2 separate regions of the Mus musculus genome follow, and region 1 is linked to region 2. Evidence: chromatin loops called from intact Hi-C (ENCODE). Cell type or tissue: heart. All regions are shown on one strand. Links, peaks and the distances in the headings refer to the core of each region. The heading gives the core; the rest is flanking DNA. Region 1 overlaps Gm27166 (a long non-coding RNA gene). Region 2 has its middle 45 kb from the start of Gm27166.

What was found. Hi-C counts contacts between places; a loop is a spot of excess contacts. Peaks named below come from ENCODE experiments on the same cell type or tissue, not always from the same donor. Only the 100,000 strongest peaks of a DNase experiment are listed, where the experiment ranks them.
Region 1: it touches region 2 in a loop (2.1-fold over the local background); 2 of 42 quality-filtered maps call a loop at or near these places.

Annotation. Positions count from the first base shown.
Region 1 is chr9:33,077,753-33,083,137 of GRCm38, forward strand. All of the region lies in intron 1 of Gm27166 (a long non-coding RNA gene), which reads left to right. Among named protein-coding and RNA genes, the nearest start is that of Gm27166, 49 kb to the left of the region's middle. In heart, for the core only: a CTCF peak has its summit at 3,151 (motif pointing left); no DNase peak of the experiment used is centred there.
Region 2 is chr9:32,984,467-32,989,851 of GRCm38, forward strand. No RefSeq gene overlaps it. Among named protein-coding and RNA genes, the nearest start is that of Gm27166, 45 kb to the right of the region's middle. In heart, for the core only: no CTCF peak of the experiment used is centred there; DNase peaks (open chromatin) are centred at 2,535 and 3,075; H3K27ac peaks cover 644 bases.

The DNA.
Region 1 (5,385 bases), core at 122-5,121, 93 kb after region 2:
GAAAGATCAGGAATTCAAGGCCCATATATAAACAGAATAAAAGCAATATGCAGCAAACCAATAGCTAATATCAAATTAAGTGGAGAGAAACTTGAAGCAATCCCACTAAAACCAGGGACGTGAAAAGACTGCCCACGCTCTCCTTATTTATTTGATGTAGTACTTGAAATCCTAGCCAGGGGAATTAGCAAAAAAAAAAAGAAAAAAAGAAAAAGGAGGTCAAAGGGATACAAATTGGAAAGGAAGAAGTCAAGATATCACTGTTTGCAGATGATATGATAGAATACTTAAGCAACCACAAAAATCCTAGTAGAGAACTCCTACAGCTGATAAAAAACTTCAGCAAAGTGCCTGGATAGAAAATTAACTCAAACAAACCAGTAGATGCTTTCTAGGATGTAGAGAAAGAGGAACACTCCTCCATTGCTGGTGGGACTGCCAGCTGGTACAACCACTCTGGAAAACAATCTGTCAGTTCCTCAGAAAATTCAAAATAGTTCTACCTGAAGACCCAGCATATACCCAAAAGATGCTCCAACATATAACAAGGACACATGCTCTGCTATGTTTATGGCAGCCTTATTTATAATAACCAGACGCTGCAAACAACCCAGATGTCCCTCAAGGAAAGAATTGATACAAAAAAATGTGGTACATTTACACAGTGGAGTACTACTCAGATATTAGAAAAAAAATGACTTCATGAAAATATCATGCTGAGTGAGGTAACCCAGACACAAAAGGACACACATTGTATGTACTCACTGATAAGTGGATATTAGCCCCAAAGCTCAGAATACCCACGATGCAACTCACAGACCATGTGAAGCTTAAAAAGAAGGAAGATGAAGGTGTGGATGCTTCAATACTATTTAAAAATAATCACAGAAAGTAGGGAGAGGGAGAGACCATGGAGTGAGAGAGGAGAGGGAGGGAAAATGGGGGGAACAGGATCAGGGGTGGGAAGAGACAAGAGAGAAGTTCAGAGGGTCAGGAAAATGAATAGAAAAATGTAGCCATGAGGGGTGGGGAACTGGGGAGAGCTTCTAGAAAGTACCAGATACTGGAGAAGTGAGAGCTTCTCAGAATCCAGTGGGGATGACACTAGCTGAAATACCCTACAAAGGGGAGGTAGAACCTGTAGAGACCACCCCCCAGTTGAGGGATAGGGTCAACTACCCATCTCAAAATTTTTAACCCAGAATTGTTCCTGTATAAAGGAAATGAAGAGATAAATGATGGAGCAGAGACTGCCCTACTTAGGGATCCATCCCATCTGCAGACAACAAACCCAGATGCTATTGCTGATGCCAAGAAGTGCTTGCTGACAGGAGCCTGGTATAGATGTCTCCTGAGAAGTTCTGCCAGCACCTGACTAATACAGATACAGATACAGCCAACCGTTGAACTGAGCTCAGAAACTCCAACGGAAGAGTTAGGGGAAGGACTGAAAGAGCTGAAAGAGATTGCAACCCCACAGGTAGAAAAATGATATCAACTAACCAGAACCCCCAGAGCTCCCAGGGACTAAACCACCAACCGAAAAGTTTACATGGACAGGTCCATGGTTCCAGTTACATATGTAGGAGAGGATTGCCTTATTTGGAATCACTGAGAGGCAAGACCCTTGGTCCCATGGAGGTCTGATGCCCCAGCATAGGAGGATGCTAGAGCGGTGAGGTTGAAATGGAGGGTGGTGGGTGGAGGAGCACCCTCTTAGAGGCAAAGAGGAGGGGGGATGAAATTGGGACGTTGAGGAGGGGAGACCGAGAAGGGGGACAACATTTGAAATATAAATAAATAAACAACCAATAAAAATGATGAAATTGTAAAAAAAATTGATGGAGGACATAGGAGGGTAGGTAAGGTATTAGAAGGGAGTGGTTGGATTCTATCAAAACGAGTTGTCTGTATGTATGAGTATCAATTAAAATATATATTTTAAACTTTATGGTTCAGCCCAAATTCTAGAATTGAATTCTGTAATTAGATTTAGAATCAAATACATGACTTTGACTTTGATTACTTTTGAACAATTACTAAAAATTTTTTTTCTAACCCTCTTAATTTTATTTGTAAAAAGCAGCTACAAAGATTTTAAAAGAAAATGAAGCACACATTGCTATTACAGAAGGAAAAGTTTCCAGATGAACTAGATATTAGCTACTTTTCAGGACCCTTCATGATCTGAGATTATACACAGATGTGACTTTCAGCCAGAATAATCAATTTGGGATTATTGGCGGCTGAGACATTGTGCCCATGAAAGAGGTTGGTTTTCTTCACTTCGCTGAGCTCTCACTGTGATGATAATGGAGAAGTCTTGTCCCTGGGTACTTAGCTCTGACCTTCAGAGCTGGTTCAAGAACGAAGTTGGGGATCGGCCTGTCTCCCTTTTGCATTTGGCACCACATTAAATCCATATCTGATCTTCAGGAAACAATGCACGCTGGAGAATGTGCTTGGCTTTGCCATCGATGGCAGCAGGGACTTTGAATCGTTCTTGAAAGCAATTCAACCACAAGGACACAATGAGGCTTTTCAGTTTTCCTACAGCTTTCCTCAAAATGTGTCTGGAAGCTTAGCTGTGGTTAAAGAATGCCCATTTAGATGTTCAATAACTCTGAGCAAAGGGCTCTGGCTTTCTGAAGGTGTAGTCTCAAAGCTGCAGTTAAAGCTGTGGGCATGACTCAGCTTCCGGTCACATCAGCACAGGTTAACGCTTGTAGCTGCTTGTGAAGTTGCTTTCTCAGGGTTTTGCTCACTCCTTAGGTTTTGCCAGAAGCTTATCTGATTTTGTTTGTTTGTTTGTTTTGTTTTCGTTCTGTTCTCAGGTGACACTGCTGCACAGGTCAGCAGATGGCACTACTGAATGGAGGTGGCAGAGAGGCTTCATAAAAGGGTTTTTCCCTTCCTCCTCATACCAGGAATGTGCTGTCTTTGCATAATGAACTGGGAAGAGTTTGCTATAACGGTAGATCCACTTTGAGTACTGAGAAGAGCTCTAAAATTAAGCTCATTTCTACTCTCCCCTTCTCCGTCTATCCCCCTTCACTCTGCCTACTAGAATTTCACGCTAAGCACAATTCTTCCAGAAATTTGAGACTAGGATGAGGCTTTAGTCACCATTCTCAGTCTCAGAGTGCCACCTTTTGGAACACACTCTCCACTCTCCGTTGTTTCCTAAAAGGGAGTTCCAGACAGCTGGTTCCTGGGGTGAATTTTCACAATTGCACTTCCTTGGTTATGGTTTGACATAATTTCCCTAGAGAGTTAAGGCTTAGGGTATGATAATATACCTTGAATCTGCAGAGCATTAAAGGGGAGGATATTGTCAGATATACGATCTAACCACGGACACAGGCCAGACGCAGTCCTTACTAAAGGAGAGGGCCTGCTTGTCCTGGTCCACCTTTCCCTGGTTTGCTTCTGCTGTGATCTATCAACGCCTTCCTTCCCCCTTCCTTATGCACAATGCTCAGTTAATATCTTCCTTTAGCCTTGCAGACAGGAGCTCACTTATGGCCATATATTCCAGGTGACAACAGTGTCTTTTCAGAGGAGCACAAACAGGAACGCCACAGAAGAGCTTCGGGCTCTTTTGCAAGACAGCTTCACTGACAAATTTCTCCCAGTGTGGAGCAGGCTGGAGGGCCTCTTTAATAAATGGGGTCAACTTTGATTGTTTGTTTCATTGATGATTTGAAATATATTTCTGGCATTAACTAAAAGCAGATGGCTGAAATATAAAAAAGAAAAACCTATCTAGGTGGAACTGTTGGAGGGAACGTTATAATGGCTGGGAATAAGGAGATAGGGCTTTGTGGTTGGAAATTCTGCTTAAAGGGAAGATCTTCTAAGTGGTCTCCAGTCAGGCTTGCTATGTGCCAGGGCTTCTGAATTCCAGTTCAGGCTGGTGATGTGACTGCATCTACACTGTCCTGCTGCCCGTCCATTCACTGGTGCACTGCTCTCGCTAGTGATGTTTATGGCTGTAGTGAGTAAAAGCTACTGGTATGTTGTCCATTTTGCCTTTAACCAAAAATATTGGTCTGCTAGCAGCTCAGTTTAGATAGAAACACTGTTAGAGACAACCTGTGAGGCGAATGGTGGAGCAAGGCTCTGATACGGTTTTTGGGCTACATTTTAGGAATGACAATAGAATGATTTCTCTGGGTCCAGTTTTATTTATCCCTAAAAGCTATTCACTTTCTTCAATAGTAACCCTCCCACCTCGAATCACCTTACCTTCTTTATCTTAAGATAGTATGCTGTGGGAAAAAAGATGAAAAAATTCAAAATCATGATACACTTCTCTTGATGTAAGTTCTTAGTAAGTTCTGTTCTGTTCTTAGTAAGTTCTCAAGACTTTGCACAAACCTACGAAGGGGCACATGGCAGAAGCATGCCCTATCCCCACCCCTGTCAACAGCCTAGTCCAAGATGCTGTGAGTATGTAGCCACTACCCCATCCGTGGCTTCCCATTCTTCTGCTCTGTCCCCACACTATGGTTATGCAGCTTAAGAGAATTTTGAGCATGTTGCTTTCCTGGTTTGCAAAGACCCACACCCATTTCTAGACACCCACGAAGGTTCTGAACTCTTCTTCTGGATCAACTATGGCTGCAGGCCAGCTGCCCCTGTTCCAAACAGTCTCCTCACCACCCTCTCCCACCAGTTGCACTGCAATTTGTTTGAATTTCTCCAGCATTATTTCTTTCTGAATTACACCTCCTTCAGTTTTTGCCTATGGGACTTCTCTTTACCACTCAAGGTTCGATATAGAAATTTTCAGTCTTCATTCAATGCTGTGATTCAACATGGAGGAAGTCACAACCTCCCCTCCACTTTTATATCATTTTATTGGCCATTTTATTATATTATCTACCATAATTTGTATTAATTTTTTTTACTTATATAAGTCTCACATTGATCTTAACTGACTTGAAGACAGGAACCTTACTGACTTAATTTTGTTTGATAAAAGCAAAATTAGGCAATCATACTTAGTGTGTAATATATCATGAAGATTCCCTAAATATTTGATAACTGAACAAATAAATAATTGGAGTAGAACTAGGTATATCTGTTTTGTAGACCCTGTTAGGTCGACAAACCTCTATTGGGAAGTTTTGGAGAGTTAAACTCCCAGGTCCTGGACTTCTAGCATGCACAGTGAGTATAAAAGAATACATGATGTCTAAGGTCTCTTCAGGTTCATTAATTGTGTGGTTTGATTTCTTCTGTCCCCTGTATCCATGCATAAGAATCTTAATTATTTATCATTGTAGTGTTAGAAAGTGAGGCTTAGCATATGATGTTTGAGGTATGGGATGGGGTTTTCATCAATGGGTTAGTGCCTTTCTCATAGAAATGTGTTTTGAT
Region 2 (5,385 bases), core at 92-5,091:
AAATGCAGTTAGTCTAAAATCACCAAAGTCTTAACAGTTCAAAAGTGTAAACGTAGAGTCTTGAGAGTCAGACCATCCTTTAGCTGTGAAGGCCTATAAAATACAAAACACAATTATGTTGCCAATATGCAATGGGACAGAAATGAAATTATTCATTATAAAATGGAGGAAAAAGAACATATCAAGGAAAAGTTGGTCTAAAGCAAGACTAAAACTCAACAGGGCAAGTAGCAATCTTGCAGTTCCCTGTCTACCACCTGGGCATCTGAGGCTTGTGATGGGATCATTTGCCTTGGGCAGCCTCGACCATCCAGTTATTCTCCATGTAGTCTATGTGACCAATCTCTTTGGCTGCCTCCAATCCATGTGGCTTTTCTTAGTAGATGCCATATGGTCTTGGTGTTTCCAGAGTCACTGGTTTTCTGTCTCAATGTAGCCTTCATCTTTCTAGCTTTGTGTAATGCCTGTTTTGGGTCTTTCAGAGAAAAATTATCCTGTTATAAAATGCCTGGTGGCTTTGACTTTTGGGAACCTTGGTACAACCCATCACAACTGTTTTACCCTTCCATCTTCAGTACCTGTAAAACACGTGACATGTGGGTGTCACTGTGAAGTTGCTCAGACAGCTTTAGATGTAGCCTGTCTTCCTGTGCCACATTAACAGTAGCCTCTGTGTACCTTTGAAGCTGACCATGGGGAAAAACTTTATCACAGGGCCAGAGGACACCTGTGATGACATTCTCAGTTCAGGTTCTCTCTTCTAGAATGAATTTATATATTCACATGTTTGAGGAGTCTTTGGTGGGTAGAGTGTTGCTGTCAAAACTCTTGCCTCTTTCCCAGTGCAAGTGTGAGTTTCTTTTTAGTGGGACACATTTCTTAAACATTACAGCTGCTTATTCGGCTGCTCTCACCTTGAACTGTTCATGCCTTTTCTATCCAAATGGCACATTCCCCCATCTTTCTGTTATGCTTGTAGTCCACTCTCTTTGTTGCTTATCCTCACTGTGAACCTGGATAAGAACTGAGTAGTAACATTGCATTGACACAGCTCAAAGGTTCTTATCTAAAAAGTGCTTCTGCCACACAAATGAATCTGTTTATTTTGAGTGTATCCTCAATCAATTTACGATATAGGCAGAGTGAAGCTGGACTCTTGGACGGAATATAACATGAATGGCCTCTAGACTAGTTCTTGGTAGACTACTTATGCTTCCCTGAAACTGCTAGCCATTGCAGTCCACATTTCTTATGGCATTCCAGTCTTCCAAACTGCTGCCCAAATGACCTATTAAGTTCTACTTATGGCATTGTAGGGCATCCCTATACCAAATCTCCAAACTCTTCTACATTCCTCTGAAAATCAGTTTCAAAAGATTATGACCATAGGTCAGGTTTATCAGTGCAACAACCCTATTCCTTGGTATAAATGTTCTCTTTTAAGTACTTTTCTCACTGTTGTGTCAAACTGCATGATAAAAGCCAATTAGGGAAGAAGGAAATAATTTTGGCTTAGAGTTTGAGGGTACAATCCATCATGACAAGGCAAGTATGGAAGTGACAAAGGATTAAGTTGTCATTAATTTGTTACATTTGATGTTTACAAGGAAGCACAGAGTGATAAATGCTGGCCCTTTGAGGGCTTTCTCCCTGAGCCCATAAAACAGTGCCTTGTACAGTCAGGGCAGATCATATTGCCCTAGTTAAACCTTTTGAGAAACAGCCTCATAGACAAAGCCAGATATACTTCTATGGTGGTTTTTAATCCAGGCAAAGTGACAGTGAGGACTCTCCATCATGCTATGGTCACTGCCAACCACTGGGGTTTCTTTTTATGAGAAGAAAGTTCCCTTTTCTAGGATCTTATGAACTCTGAAGTTTTTTTGGGTTCATGTTTTGAGTTCATGTAACCATAACCTATAAAACAGAGACAACGGTGTCACAATTATGACCATGACACCTTTCTCTGGCTGAGGATAATCTCTCTCCTTTTTTCTGAGGACCACTGTGTGCTCTTCCTGAAAGATGAGTATGCATCTATGTTTCCGTGCTAGAGGACACATGCCATATATCACCCATCCGTTATTTTGGAAGTTTCTGTTCTCCTACATTATTGCCCTTATAAGAAAACACCTATAGTTGTAATCAGACAATACATTGAAGACTAAAGCAGTACCTTCAGAACTCACACTCTGCTAATTAGGATTGTAGGATTCAGGTAAAATCCCTAGATAAGAACTTGGGCAGAGATGATCATTAGAGCCCAGAAGGAAGGACTTATGAATCCACAATTATATCAACCTGTACAAATGGTAAGCTCTTCGTTGACTCCAGATCAGATATGGATGAAAATATATATACAAATAAAGGTATCTGTATTCATGCTGTTGCTTTAAGACCCCGGCCTTTAGTGAGAGCTTCCATTTTCCCAGAGCAGTTCAAATGAACATGGAATTGGAAACAGATGTGGGCTCTAGCATGTTATTGCACAAGGGCGAGTGGGGCATTGGGAGGGGAAGGAGGGGGAGGTGGCAGGAACCAAGTGAAGGGACCTTCAGCAGCCCCAGGACTCTCATCACTCGAGGGGGTCTGAACTCCAAATTCCACCAGCCTGCACTCTGAAAATGAACTCCTAACAGAAAACAGATGGGAGTGGACCTGGAGCTGGAGGATGGGAAGGAGAGGGAGACAGGATGAGGAGAGTTTCGCTAGGAGAGTTAGACAGCCAGCATTTTTAAGTCGGGAGTGTAAAACATGAGTTTATTAACATTACTAGTGTAAAGAAATAGAAGTCCTTGAGGAGCTGATAGGAGCTGGGGTTGAGTCTTAGGTAAGACACTTGCAGCCTGCTGTGGATAGAGTCCTCCTCCCCCCCCTTCCTTTTCCTCTCTGCTGTGGGGAACCAATGATATTCAGTTTCCAAGAGCCAAGGGGATCAAGCCAGATGATCTTTTTTTTTTTTTTTTTTTTTTTCCTTTCCTCCTGCCTGGGAAACATCTCATCGAAACAGACCACTTGCTTTGGCAAATGCCAGTAGTCCCGATAAATCAAACTCCCTGGAATCAGCTCAGTCTTCCTGTTACTTTCCATCAGGGCTTTGTCTGCTCTGAGACATGCCAAGGAGCTTCTGCAGTCGGGAGAGGGGACTGATCCAGAACACAGTCTGGACAGCAGCACATCCACAGTACATCCAGCCTGGGAACGTGCACTAATTCACTTCTGCCTCTTCACCCGCTGATCAAAGACTGAAAGTTTCCAGAGCTGAACATCTCTCTCTCTCTCTCTCTCTCTCTCTCTCTCTCTCTCTTTCTCTCTCTCTTTCTCTCTCTCTCTCCCATCTCTCTCATTTCTCTCTCCTTCTTCTTTTCCCTCTGTCCCTCATCCTTGCCTCACTCCTTCCCTCCATCCTTCTTTTCCTCCTTTCTTCCTTCCTTCCCTTCTTCCCCCTTTGAAAAGCTCAACCATTTCTCCTTGGTAACCGAGGGAAAGAAGCAGATGCAGAGCATTAGATAAGACTGTAACACTTCTGAGGCAGACAATACTTTGGGGGCTTCCTGTGGTGGGAGGTGAGATCTTTGAGCTTGCATTAAATGCTTGGGGAGTCTTGTTTGGCCCTTGATATGTTTGTTTGACAAGAGAGTTTTATGTGTTCTTTGACAGACTATGTACTCATACTTAGAGAAAGAGAGATGTGGTAATGTGTGAAGACATTTTAGTTGTCCTAGTTTGGAAAGGTTTACTATGATACTTCTCTGTGGTTTGTGGCAGGTTTAGCAGCATTCTTTAATCCACAGGTCACTATTCCAGACCAATGAATTATCTGACTAGAAATACCATTTCAACATGCCTGAATAATCCTTGTGACAATATGAAGGCAAAGTTGTTATAACTATATATAATTCAAAAAGCCTTTTTAAATTTTATTTCTTAATTCTTCATTTTATATTTTTTAGATTCTAATATAATCACATCATTTCTCCCTTTCCTTTCCTACTTTCCTTATCCTTACTTGATTTCTTTCAAATTTATGACCTATTTTTCATTAATTATTCTTACAAACATATACATATGTATGCATTTGTGTGTATACATGTGTATGCATATGTATGTGTGCGTGTATGTGTGTTTGTGTGTGTGTATGTGTATTTGAGAATTTGCCTACTCAAAGAGCATTCTTGAATATTGTTATAGTTAGTTGTATTGCACTATGAACCACAGAGAATTTCTAGTACTTTTCACAATAACAACTTTGTTTTCACCCAAAGTTTAGAAGATAGATAAGCTTATTTTCCTAAATTAAAGACAGGCCTGAGATGCTGACACATTCAGCAGCATTTGTGAGGTCTCAGAGTTGGGATGTCCAGGGCTCGTTCTCATAGAAGCAATTGCTCAAGTCCACTTTGTTGGGAAATCAGACCATTTGGTTGGATGATTATCTGTTATCTTACAATTTTCATGATTTTTTCCCTTGGATTTGTGTTTTGTAGTTGAATCCCAATGGAAATATAGAGGCATGTATGTAGAGTAACACAATCTAGGGCAATAGAGATAGCCTTTCATTGAAGTTCAGGTCACATTTAGCATAAACAACATCCCATGAACACAAAATGCCAGTGGTCACACAATGAATAGGAGTTCAGAGAAGCCCACAAGTTCAGCATGATCATGCTACATTTATGACTAGAGTGGCCACCTGCAGCCCCTCATTCTGTCTACATCTGAACTTGTGTCCAACACAACAGATGGTAGAAGATTCCATGAAAGGAGAATGCCAAGGTGCACTATTGTAGTTACACCATCACTGGCTCGACTCACTAACTTCCCAGGCTGTTGTAATGATGAGAAGTGAGAGAACAGAGAAGAAACCACTGTCTTCTTTCCCTTCTTCATTACTCACCAGTAAGGGAAAAGTAGAGAATATGGTGAAATATCTATTACTGAGAAATTAACTCAAAACAGCTGAGTGTGCACAGTTCCTACTGTTCTGGTTAGATGAGAATTCATATGCATGATGCATTAAGAAATGCTACTTTCATCATTTCACTGATCACTGTGGTTTGTATGTGTCTTAAAGTTCATATGTTGGAGTATAAATTCCCCAGTGATGCAGAATTGAGAAGCAGGGTTTAGTGGGAGATGCTTTGACCATGAGGAGCTCTATGTTCACCAGTAAACTAAAGCCATTCCGAGGGTATGGGTAAATTCTCATGGAAGTGATTTTGCTTCTAAACCCAGTTCTTCCAGGGAGCTTTGCCCTTCTGTGTTTCTACCACAAGATAACATTGAGCCCAAAAGCTCTGGCCAGACACTGGTACCCTCGGATTTCTCGCCTCTAGAATCATGAACCTAATAACCATTCTTTACAGATTACAGGCTGTGGTATTA